Regions from separate parts of the Mus musculus genome. Here region 2 is linked to region 1. A link is a contact called in ENCODE Hi-C or POLR2A ChIA-PET data. All regions are on one chromosome and are shown on one strand. The core of a region is the stretch at or near the end of the contact, and the rest is flanking DNA. Distances in the headings are between cores, read along the strand shown.

The links. A loop is a pair of places that touch in the nucleus more often than their neighbours do. ChIA-PET counts read pairs that join two places held with the same protein, here RNA polymerase II (POLR2A).
Region 2: a map of T-helper 2 cell shows a loop between it and region 1 (2.5-fold over the local background). The contact joins the promoter of Plppr2 here to the promoter of Dock6 in region 1. A Hi-C loop is called at or near these places in 1 of 37 maps with a recorded cell type or tissue (T-helper 2 cell). POLR2A ChIA-PET finds 5 or more read pairs at or near these places in 2 of 5 experiments (both embryonic stem cell).

Annotation. Positions count from the first base shown.
Region 1 is chr9:21,848,683-21,854,805 of GRCm38, reverse strand. Dock6 (dedicator of cytokinesis 6) reads left to right here and starts at 2,171. Exons shown (of 50, transcript NM_177030.3): 1 at 2,171-2,261. The coding sequence starts at 2,218.
Region 2 is chr9:21,934,109-21,940,231 of GRCm38, reverse strand. Plppr2 (phospholipid phosphatase related 2) reads right to left here and starts at 3,222. Exons shown (of 10, transcript NM_001290299.1): 1 at 3,074-3,222; 2 at 1,668-1,837; 3 at 854-933. The coding sequence starts at 919. It overlaps Ccdc159 (coiled-coil domain containing 159), which reads right to left. Exons shown (of 13, transcript NM_025977.3): 10 at 5,999-6,114; 11 at 5,715-5,797; 12 at 4,604-4,702; 13 at 4,360-4,436. The coding sequence ends at 4,432.

The DNA.
Region 1 (6,123 bases), core at 922-3,421:
GGATTGGAACCCAACATCTTTCTTTTGGGGGTGTGCATCAAGCTCTTTGTGTCCAATTTTTAATCTGACACAGATACATTGAGTCCAGACCTTAACTCTGATATGGATACATTTTAAATCTGACATGGATACATTATGTAAGTAGGGCAAGTCTTGGGGTTTCTCAAGTAAAAGAGAGCATGCTAGCTAGCACTCACAAGCAGAGGGTAGGGGATGAACCCACAGTCAGTGAAAGGTCCTGGAATAAGCGTAGGCCACATCCTAGTGTTTCAAAGGAATATTTAGGGGTCGGAAGCAGGAGGACAGTTGGGCTGAAGTCCAAGAGGGAGGCTATGAGGACAGAGTGGTAACAGGGCAGTTTATGCAAGGCCTGGAGGGATGGACTATGACCCAAGTGAGGTGGGCCACGGAGGCTCTGCACAAGGAAGGATAGGTGAGACACAGATGCCGCCAAGACAGTGCACAATGGAAGCATCAGGAAGGATCCAGCTCCATGTTCCCTACCTGGCCTCAGAGGAAGAGGCAGGGACCTGAGTAACACTGAGTGTGGCCCAGCACAGTCGTGGGTGGAGTTATATTCTGCATCTCCCAGGCAGAAGCCACTGGACCACGCTGAGTAGGTGCGTGGGCTCCTGACAGCTGTGTACACAGATCAAGAGCAGATGGATACCTAGGGGGTTCCCCTACCATCTAGGTCTCCTTCCTGTGCCTTCAGAAGCTGATACAGATTTGCTGGGCAACTGGGGCAAGTCACCCTGCCCTCTGGCTCCAATTTCATCCTCTGTAGATGGGGCTCCTGCTAGCATCCATCCATAGGTGGGATAACGAGCAGCACTCAAAAAAGCTCTGAGGCAGACATGTCCTGTGCTGCACAGCTGCCTACCCTACCAAGACTGTTTTGACCGTGACTGCTCAGAGGGCTGAAGCTACTCAGGAGAAGGTGTGGAGGCAGCAGACAATTGGCATATCCAAAGATGAGCCAGGACTGAAAAAATTCTAGGAAACTGTTATTGGGAAAGGAGCTGTTGGGAAGATATTTAAGGCCACAAATTAATGAAGACATCCTACAACTTCAGGTAATCAGAAACTTCCGGACTGGCTCGCTCAGGTATCGATACTGGCTTTCTGAGTCACACCTCCTAGAGTGACACCCCTGAGCTTAGCTGGACTCATCCACCTCTCTACTGCAACCCAGAGACTGGCAGGAAGTCCCTTGAGCACCTTTTGAGGCCTACTATGTAAAAGCCTCCACACTGCTAGGCTTCAGTTAACCCACTTGTCAGTAGTGGAAAACAACAGTTCTTCCCACCTATGTCCATTGAGCGACTATAAACAAAACCTTAGTAATTATTGTGTGACATTGATGTTGTTTTTTAGGCAGCGTGCCTCCGGGACTAGTGAGGACCTAACTTTTTTGTTTGTTTGTTTGTTTTGTTTTGTGTTGTTTTTTCGAGACAGGGTTTCTCTGTGTAGCCCTGGCTGTCTTGGAACTCACTCTGTAGACCAGGCTGGCCTCGAACTCAGAAATTAGCCTGCCTCTGCCTCCTAAGTGCTGGGATTAAAGGCATGAGCCACCACTGCCCGGCTGACCTAACAGGTTTTGATGTTCCGTATTTTTTCTTCCCAGCCCAACAGAAGACTCAGTTTCCCCATCTTGACCCCAGTGGGAGGGGAACACTCCCTTCCATGCCCTGCCCCTGCTCCACACCCACCCCATGCCCTGCTCTGCCTGGTCCCCAGCTCCCTAGCCCATCGCAGAGATGAGCCACTCACAACGTCCCGCCCATCAAGGACCGTCCCTCATAAGCCACGCCCACAAAGATCCTCATCTCTCCAGCCTTGTCCCGGTCCCTATCCTAGAGCAGCGACATCCCAGATCACAGCCTGCTCCATCCTCCTGTCAGCGCTGTCTCCTCCCCATCCCCAGTATTTCTGTCCCACTCTCAATGCTGGCCCCACGGCATCCCAGAAAAGGCTCCGCCCTATCTAGGGAAAGCCCCGCCCCCTCCAGAGAAGGCTCCTCCCCATCCTAGAGTTGGCCCGGCCTCGCCACCACGCCCCGAGAAGACCCCGCGTCATTCCCGTCTTGGTTCCGCGGCTGGGGCGGGTCGAAGTGCAGGCCCCGCCCCATCAGCACAGGCCCCGCCTCTCCCGCGCGCCTGCTCCGCCCAGCCCGGCTGCCCAGACTCGGGAGGCTGCGGCGGGACGCGGGGCGTCATGGCGGCCTCGGAGCGCCGCGCCTTCGCTCACAAGATCAACAGGTAGTGAGAGCGGCCGCGGTCACGGCCACTCTGGGCGGGACGGGCGAGTGCTGGAGATGGCGGGCAGCGGGGGCGTGCCGGGCTCCCCGAGGACTTCCCGGAGGAGGAAGCGCATCCCGGGTCCGTGCGGGCCGGGCTCCGAGAGTGCTAGGCTGCATTCGGACCCTCTTGCCGTCCTTCCCTTCACCAGCCTGGGGAAATTCGCACCCCTCCCCCGCCCAGGGTCCCGGGACCCAGCTGTCTGGAGCTGGGGACAGCTGGGGATAGCCCCTCAGTCTCCTGCCCCAGCCTCTCCCAGCACCGGCTGGGCGTGGGAGGGGGCCGAGGGGGCTGGGGACTGAACCAGCTGGTGGGCAGACAGGGGAGGGACAGGCAACAGATGCTGGGGGATCCCCTTCCATGGACACTGGATTGTGAGAGAGGCTCAAATCTGGGGTAGGTTAGAAATCATCCCAGGTAAATCATCCCAGGTATCCGATCCTCTGGAGACCTGTCTGACCACCTTAGGTGAGAGAAGCCACTCTGTGGGTCCCACCCTGATGGAGACACAAGAAAGTTGCCCCATTCTTGGATTTCGCTCTGGTGGGACAAACATAGATGTGTCCGTGGTATGGTGTGGATGCATAAGACAGGAAAGGGAGGATAGGGTCTCAATGGTAGGCCAGGTAGAGTTAAGCACAGACCTAAAGGAGCGAAGGAAGAGATCTGCCCATCATCCAGGAAAGAAGCAAATGCAAAGGCCCTGGGGCCACAGAGGGACCAATAGGAATAGATTTTATAGGGCCTACGCCTTGTAGGCCAGAAGGACTTTGACTGTGACCCCAAGTGAAGTGAGAGCCACAGAGAGTTCTGGATAGAGGAGGGTTGTGATCTGGGGCAGAGCAGTTGGGCAGTTTTCTGTTTGTTGTCTTGCCTCCTAAGTCCTTATGCCTTTAGCTCAGGTGGGAAAGATGTGCAGAATGATCCTGGGCCTTGATGTAGTGAGGGAGCCCAAGATTTCCCAAGCAGCCTGGTAGATAAATAGATGCTTCTGCACATTCACCTACCTATTGAGTTCTCCCACAACCCCAGATGAACCTGCAACTGAATGGAGTCTTGGTTTTACTTTGTTGTGTTTTGTTAGTCTGGGATGGGGTCACGTAGCCCATGCTGACCTCAGATGCACTATGTAGCCAAGACCGGCCATGAACTCCTGGCCCCCCCTGCCACACTCAGTTTCCATGGTAACCACATCTACAGCACCTTGCTTTTGTGTTTGCTTTATTTTGAGAAAGGTTCTCACCCTATCCTAGCATTCACTTACTGTGTGTACATGTGTATACCACTCTCGTTGTGTGTGTGTGTGTGTGTGTGTGTGTGACAGGATGCTTGTAGGAAGGAGCCTTTTCTTTCCACTTGGTTTCCTGGGATTATACTCAGGAGGCTCAGCAGCAAGTTGCTCCTGAGCCATCTTGCCAGCCTCCCTCTATTTTCATTTTTGAGGCAGGCTCACTCAACTGGGATCTGGAGCTCCAGATAAACTGGTCAGGGAACTGGCCCTGGGGATCCTCTTGTCTCTGCTCCCTGTTATATGAGTTCTGAGTCTGGCTTTTTTTTCTTTTTAAAGTTTTGCTTATTTTATGTATGTACACTATCTTCAGACACATCAGAAGAGGATATTTGATCCCATTACAGATGGTTGTGAGCCACCATGTGGTTGCTGGGAATTGAACCTAGGACCTCTGGAAGATCAGTCAGTGCTCTAAACCAAACCGCTGGAGCCATCTCTCCAGCCCCTGTGTCTGGCTTGTCATCTTCCCTGTTATAACGATAGGCCCAGTAACCCTTGCCAGCCTGGGAGGAGCACCACAGTTGCTACAGTGTCTCTTGTTGCACTTGCAGCCTGATTTCTAAAACCCAGTCAATTCAATTCAGTGTGGTACTGCTTTTAAAAAACGACACTTATTCTTGCATGATGTGTGTGTGTGTGTGTGTGTGTGTGTGTGTGTGTACACACGTGTCACAGCACAGGTGAGAGGTTGGAGGTCAACTTGAGGGTGGTGATCGATCCCTCCCCCTTTGCATAGGTCAAATTCAGGTCATTACACTTGGTGGCAAATGCCCTTGCCTGCAGAGCCATTTTGCAGACTATCTCTGTTCTTAGCAATGTCTTCTGCCAGCAATGGTGGCAAATGCCTTTAATCCCAGCACTTGGGAGGCACAGGCAAAGTGGATCTGTGAGTTTGAGGTCAGCCTGGTCTACAGGTCACATTCCAGGATGGCCAGGGCTACACAGAGGACCCCCCAGGGGTCTGGGGGAAGGTCTTCTACCAGGACACCTAAAACAGTTAGACTTGGGGGTGAACTATGGAGGTGGCTCAGCATAATGATGCATGCCTGGTTGTGAACACAAGCCCAGCCTGGTTACAATGTGAAACTGGGGCCAGCCTAGACTGTACAAGACTGTCTCAAAAGATGTTTTGGAGGTTAGGAAGATAATGAAGTCAGTAAACAACCATGCAAGCATGAGGCCCTGAGTTCAGTGTCTGACATCCGAGTACAAAATAGCTGGGACTAGCGGTAACCTTGGGGCTCTGGGAGCATGGAGAACAGTGGCTTCCGGGAGCTGAGGCTGGAGAATGGTGGCTTCCGGGAGCTCACTGTCCTGTCCTGATGGAGAGCCCCAGGCCAGTCTCAGACAGTAAGATGAATGGTTCCTGAGGACACATGAAGTTGACCTCTGACCTCCATCTGTATGTAGGCTTGCTCTCTCTCTCTCTCTCTCTCTCTCTCTCTCTCTCTCTCTCTCTCTCCCCTCTCCATGCACTTCTACCCAGTTACTCCCTAGTTGGGGCATAAGGCCACTGTAGGAATTTAGAACACGGCAGTGTCCCACCCTCTCTAGCCTTTTCTCCGGACAAAGAGACCAGCTGGGCTGGGGCCACAGCCTCGCCCTTATTCTGGCATCTTTTTTTTTGTTTTTTTTGTTTTTTTGTTTTTTTTTTGGTTTGGTTTTTGTTTTTTTTTTCCGAGGCAGGGTTTCTCTGTGTAGCCCTGGCTGTCCTAGAACTCACTCTGTAGACCAGGCTGGCCTCCAACTCAGAAATCTGCCTGCCTCTGCCTCCCAAGTGCTGGGATTAAAGGCATATGCCACCACTGCCCAGCTACCAGGCATCTTTTAAAAAATAATAATGCGGGGGCTGGCAAGATGGCTCAGTGGTTAAGAGCGCCAACTGCTCTTCCAAAGGTCCTGAGTTCAAATCCCAGCAACCACATGGTGGCTCACAACCATCTGTAATGAAATCTGATGCCCTCTTCTGGAGTATCTGAGGACAGCTACAGTGTACTTACATATAATAAATAAATAAATCTTAAAAAAAATAATAATGCCATGGGCTCTGAGTGCCTCAGGCTTCAGGGAAGTCTGCCTGAAGGTTTGATTTTGAGCACAGAGCCTTCATTTTCACTTTAATGTCACTGGGGCTGGAGAGGTGACTCAAGGTTAGGTAAGCTGACCCAGGTTGGGTTCCCATCACCCACATGGTGGCTCACAGTCATCCATAACTCTAGCTCCAGGGGATCGGACACTCTACGCTCTTCTAAACTCTAAGGGCACAAGGCATACACATGGTGCATATGCATACATGCAGGCAGAACACACATACACATACATAATAAATCTAAGTTTACTTTTGTTGCTAGGGCAGTGAGAGGGCCGAGCACGTAAGGGGCTTGCCACCAAGCCAGATATCCTGAGTTTGATTCCCAAGACCCCGTCTCGTATCGTCGCGTGGGAGGAAGAAAACTCCCATCAATTGTCTTTCCCTTGGTTTTGGGTTTGCTCAGGCATGCAAAGCAAGCACCTAACTGAGCTGCTGCCGCA
Region 2 (6,123 bases), core at 1,973-4,472, 84 kb before region 1:
GCTTATTATTTTTACACAATCTCATTATGTATCTCAGGCTGGCCTGAGATAAACTTTTTTGTTTTATTTGGAACAAGGTTTCCCTGGCTGGCCTGGAACTCACTATGTAGACCAGGCTGGCCTTGAGTTCACCAGAATATACATGCCTTTGCCTCCCAAGTGCTGTGATTAAAGGTGCGTGTGGCTAGTTTGCTTTGAGACAGGCTCTCATCCACAGTCCTAGCTGGCCTGACCATGTATATGGACTGGCCTTGAATTTGCAGACATTCTCTGGCCTCTGCCTCCTTCTCTTGAATGTCAGGATTACAAGTATGCATTACAATGGCTGTGCCTTGCATTCTTTTCTCTCTCTTTCTGTCTATATATATATATATATATATATATATATATATATATATATATATATATATATACACACATTTTTTTGAGACAGTCTCATGTAGGCCAGGCTGGCCCTGACTTCCCTAAAATCTTTCTCCTTCAGCTGAGGTTACACATATGTGCCACCATGCCCTGTTAATTATGCACATTTTAGAGATGAAGAAATTGAGGCTCAGGCATGCAAAGTCCCGAAGTGTGATGGGTTAGGGGAAAATAGGGCCAGAATCCAGAGAGGAATGCTTCTGGTTCCAGTCCTGCCACCACGCCTCAAGAGAGAGGGGGCAGCAGCAGAGGTGCTGAGGTAATGGGGTGTAAGAGGTCAGAGCCAGAGGTAGGACTGGCTGGAGCCAGAAAGGTGGGGAGATGAGTGTGGGGCAGGAGCAGGGAGATAGGCTGGACAGGGACTGAGGGGCAGAGGGACAGAGGGACAGAGGGACAGAGTCCTTTCTCAGAGTGGCTCTGAGGTTCTCACCTCCACAAAGACGAAGCAAGGGATGATAGAGAAACTCCGCTTCAGGTGAGGTCTCCCTCCAGCCATGGCGAAGCTGGGGCCTGTGGAGGGAGAGGCGGGGGAACTTGGGGGCGCATCACTGAGACAGTGAGCCTTCATGGAGTTCTGGGTCTGCTCTTTATCCTGGCTGTACTCTGCGTTCAGCTCCCACCTTGCTGGCCCCTGCTCCTGCTCACTGGAGATTCCTGCCTCTTCTAGTAGGCTTTGAGGCCTACTAGAGAGCTAAGGCTTTTTCTTCTTTCTTCTTTCTTTCTTTCTTTCTTAGTTACATTTATTATTTGTTGAGTCTGTGCATGTGTGTCACACAGTTCATGTGGAGGTCAGACAGCAACCTGCAGAGGTTGGTTCTCTCAAAAGATTCTATAGTGACATCTTCAATTAAAGAAATTCTACAGACCCCATGCCTTTTATGGGAACCTCTAACCAGCCTTTAGAGAAGGGTGCCTCTCTCCTTGGTACACACCTTTGTCATATTTTAGGGAACTTCATCTTCTTTGCCCAGGAAATCCCAGGCCTCTTGCCCTCTCCCTTCTCCAAGTTTCTTCCACCATGGCCTCCACATCTCCCTCCCCTGTCCCCATGGGCTGTGGGATCTGGTGTGGGCTGATAGCCAGACACTCCCTCTCTCCCAGCTGCCTCGAACACCCCCCATCCTCCCAGGCCAGCTGCCTCTCCAGTCTCCTCTTACCAACCCCCCTACATCTAACTTCAATTCCCAAGGCATCAGTAGCCAATACAGTCAAGCCAGCTTATACCTACTGACACCTGGTCTCACCTGTGAAAGAGCCCTAGGGCTTCTTCCAGGCATCCACCTCCACTGCCACCAACTCACAGCCACTCCGTGAGGCCAGCAAGGCAAGAACATTCATCTCCATTGCACGGATGTGGAAACTGAGGCCCAGGCAGATGAAGGTGGGTACTGTGCATCCAGGGCTCCATTGAGGCCTACTCCACAGAATGACATATTGGAGAGAGGGTCACCAGATTCCAGGTGTGCAGAGTCACCCATATGGGCACTCCCACATAAGATATAACCCAGGCGTGGCCTCCATCCCAAACACTACACACAGGGACATCTCAGAACATGACATCCACCCATTCCACAGCAAGAGCCAAGCACACTGTGTGGGGTGCCTGTCTCATGCTGAGCAAACCAGATTTGCTCATTCACACAAATCCCCAGCACCCCTAAACACACACACACACACACACACACACACACACACACACACACACACAGTTTGCATATGGCCTGTCATAGACACCCACACGGATGGAACATACCCCCTCAAAGACACAGTCAGAGAGACACACAGAAAGACAGCCCAGCCCCCCACAAATCCCTGTCCTGATACAGTCACCACCATAGATAGACTCAAGGTTGCTAACCACTTAGAATCACAGCAGAGTCACTCCACACAATAAGAGTCACAGAATGGGTCACAGAGTCACACCCCCAGTTACAAGGCGCTCAATGACAATCACACACATGAACACCCTCTCCACAGTCATAGCAGAGACAGTGTGCCACCCACAGTCTCAGCCACATGGTCAGGTAGGGATATATGGGATATATGCGACAGGGACTTGCAGCACACACAAAAGGCAGGTAAGAGCAGACACCTGCCGGATTGCAAAACAGACACACAACATCAGAAGGAATACAACAGTAACTACAAAATGACAGATCACACAACTAGACACCACACCAACACACACACACCAGTGTATATTCTCTCTCTCCTCTCTCTCTCTCTCTCTCTCTCTCTCTCTCTCTCTCACACACACACACACACACACACACACACACACACACACACAATCAGTGGACACACCCGAACCCATCACAGCCAGACAGCCACACAACCAGTTACACAACCACACACCAACAAGGGGCAACTACACCATCATTCACCCACAGCCACCCTCGCAGCACTGTGGCCTGGCTCTTGAGGTCTCCCCCCGGGTGGGGGGGGTCCCCTTCTCCAGACTCCCCTCCCCCAACCCCATCTAAAGCCCTAGATCGCCGCCTCCCCTCCCCCTATCGCCCTCGCCCCCCCTCGCCGCAATGGACCCACAGGGAAAGGATCAGAAGGACCCATGTCCATGGTCTGGACCTGCGTGTCCAGGCTGGGCAGCTCCCCGGGCTAAAAAGAGGGGGCGCCCACGCTTCTCCCTCACCCTGTCTAGGCCGCCGCCGCCTGAACCCTCGCTCCCTCTACACGGTCCCGGCGCCGTAGAACAGTCAGATAGATCGCTGGTCAGGCAGGCGGACACCGAGATGAAGTCTGGACCGCCGGACTTGCCGCTCCGCGCAGACTCCGTGATCGAGGTGGGGGCGGGGCCACAGGATGCCTTATTTGCATAACCCAGTGGGGCGGGAGCACGATCACATTTGCATAACCCAGTGTGGAGTGGGCCCAAGCCTCTTGTTAGCCAGGCAGGCGGGGCCATTGGGCCCTTAATTTGCATAACACAGATGGGCGGGGAGTTGTGATCATGTCGGGGCGGGGCTATAAACGCTCATTTGCATGAATCAAAGAGGCGGTGCAGGACGTGAAGCAGAGATTAGAAGGGAAAAAGAGTGGAGATAGAGTAAGGACTAGCTAGGTAGAAAAGGCGAAGAGAGGAGCTCGGCCTCTTCAAAGAACACTCTCTGGTACGCCTCTCCGCATGGCATCCCAGATCCATTTTTGTGTTTGAGAAAGGGTCTCAGGCAGCTCAAGCTGGTCTCCAGTTTTCTTTGTAGCCAAGACTAGCCTTGAACATTGGATTTTCCTGCCTCCATCTCCTTGAGTGCTGGAACTTCAGACCTATTCCATCACATCTGGTTTGTGTGATAGGATTGGAACGCAAAGTTTCCTGCATGCTAGGCAAGCGGTGTCCTGATTTTGTGTTTTCTAAATTTTTAAAATTGCATTTATTTGCTGGGCAGTAGTGGCCACATGCCTTTAATCCCAGCACTCCGGGGGCAGAGGCAGATGAATCTCTATAAATTCCGTGCCAGTCTGGTCTACAGAGAGAGTTCCAGGACAGCCAGGGCTAGAGAAACCCTGTCTTTAAAAAAAATTTTTTTAATTACATTTATTTATCAAGGTGTGTGCCCGTGTGCATTTATAGATTGGAGGACAACTTGCATGAGTCAGTTCTCTACCTTTATGAGTGTCCCTGGGATCAAACTCAGGTCTTCAGATTTGGTGGCCAGTGCCTTTGCCCAGTGAGCCATTTGTTTGGCTCATTTCTTTGTTTTTGAGACAAGGTCGCCTGTGGCTCAGGCTGGTTTCATACTTGCTGTATTAACTTTAAAGTGATATGCTTACTTCCACCTACCTCCTTGGATCACACGCCCAACTAATTACACCCTAAGTCTTGTCTCACTGTCATGCCAGTCTCTGCATCCTTTGAGATAACAGAGTTATCTGGCATGGGGAGGACCCCAGACTCTTGAACCAGCAGGTGCAAAAGTCCAGGGTGGAGAAAGGTCTCAGCTAGTTTATTTTCTCTCTGGAGGGATCTTCAGGGCAAGCAGTCCCAGCTGCTCAAGCTACAGGGAGAGAAGGTAGGTCGTGGTCTGGTTTGAACCAGGAGAACTCAGGGTTGCCAACCAGGGACCAAATGCCCAGATAGAGTGCCAGCCTCGAGGCCTACACTGTGGGAATCACAAGTGGGCCAGATGGTAAGGGATGGAGAGGGGCTGAGTAGGGTCTGTACCGGGAGGGTAGGATCCACTCTTGCTGAAAGGTCTCTCCCAGTCTGAATCGGAGTCCCAGGAGGGGCACTGAGAGCTCTTGCACTGGTGTCCTTTCTGGCCTGTGGGAGAGACGTGCCATCCTGGCCCTCAGGTCCTCAATATGACTCACTAGCAACTTTGGAATACGGAAACCACATCCCTTGAGGTGAAACCATACTCACTTATGATCCAGACACCCACATCCCTTGGGTGACTGAAAGTAATACCAAATTATATCAGTGACCCTTTAAATGTTCCCTTAAAAACATGCCATAGGGGGGCTGAAGATGGCTCAGTGATTAAGAGCACTGACTGCTCTTCTAAAAATCCAGAGTTCAATTCCCAGCAACCACATGGTGGCTCACAACCATCTGCAATGGGATCTGATGCCCTCCTCTGGTGTGTCTGAAGACAGCAACTGTGTACTCATATACATAAAATAAATCAATCTTAAAAAAATATTCCATAGAGGCCCAGAGAGGTGGCTCAATGGTTAAAAGTACTACTGTCTACTCTTCCAGAGGACACAGGTTCAATTCCCAGCACCCACATAGTAGCTTACAACTCTCTGTAATTCCAGTTCTAAAGGGTCTGATGCCTTCTTCTGGCCTCTGAGGCACCAGGCATGCAGGCAGTGCACAGATATATGCAAAACACCCACAAACATAAAATAAAATACATCTTTTAAAAAACCCAGAGCCAGGAATGGTGGCACAGATCTGTAAGACCAGAACAGGGGAGGTGGAAGTAGGGGGGAGGGCAGAAGTTCAGGTCATCTTAGACTACATAGTGAGTTTAAGTTAATCTGGGCTATGTGAAAATATTTCTCAAAAAAGGCAAGAGAAAAAAAAATCTCACAGATCTTAAATGTGACCCCAAAGTGGCTTGTGCATGAAACACCCAGACTCGCCTTGGGTTTGAAGTTCTCTTTCACCCATCCCCTAATTTCTCGGGTTCTGCCTTCTTCAAAATCTCAACCAGTCTCTCAGCTATCCAATTTAGCCTTGGAACCCCAGCCTATGTGACTCCCTAAAGGTGGCCTCATATACATGAGGCTGGGGGTCACCTCCCCTATTACATTCGGCCCCTTACCTCTGAGGCTGGAGGCCCTGGGTCTGGTGCCCATTGACAAAGCAAGACAGTCAATGGAGCTCTGCAGACTGTGAACGGCAGACCTGTGGGGAGACAGAGAAACGGGGGCCCCACGAGATGCTGGGGCATCCAGGGTACCCCTGAACCGAGCCAGGGAGAGAGCGGCCGAGGAAGGGATGAGGCCCAGAAGAAGTAGGAATCAACTGGGTTCCAGATGGAGTGGGTAGAGAGGCAGGCTGGAGGAGGGTTAGGGGATCAGAGGTCTCACCAGGAGCTAGCCTCACCATATGTCACCCAGCTCCTTCTGGAGGTCATCCTTACAGCAACCGTTGCCTTCTGTGGGCACCCCCTCGGCTTCTGGCCATGAATCGTATGCCTGCTGCTTCATCTTGGTAAGAACCTAAGGTTC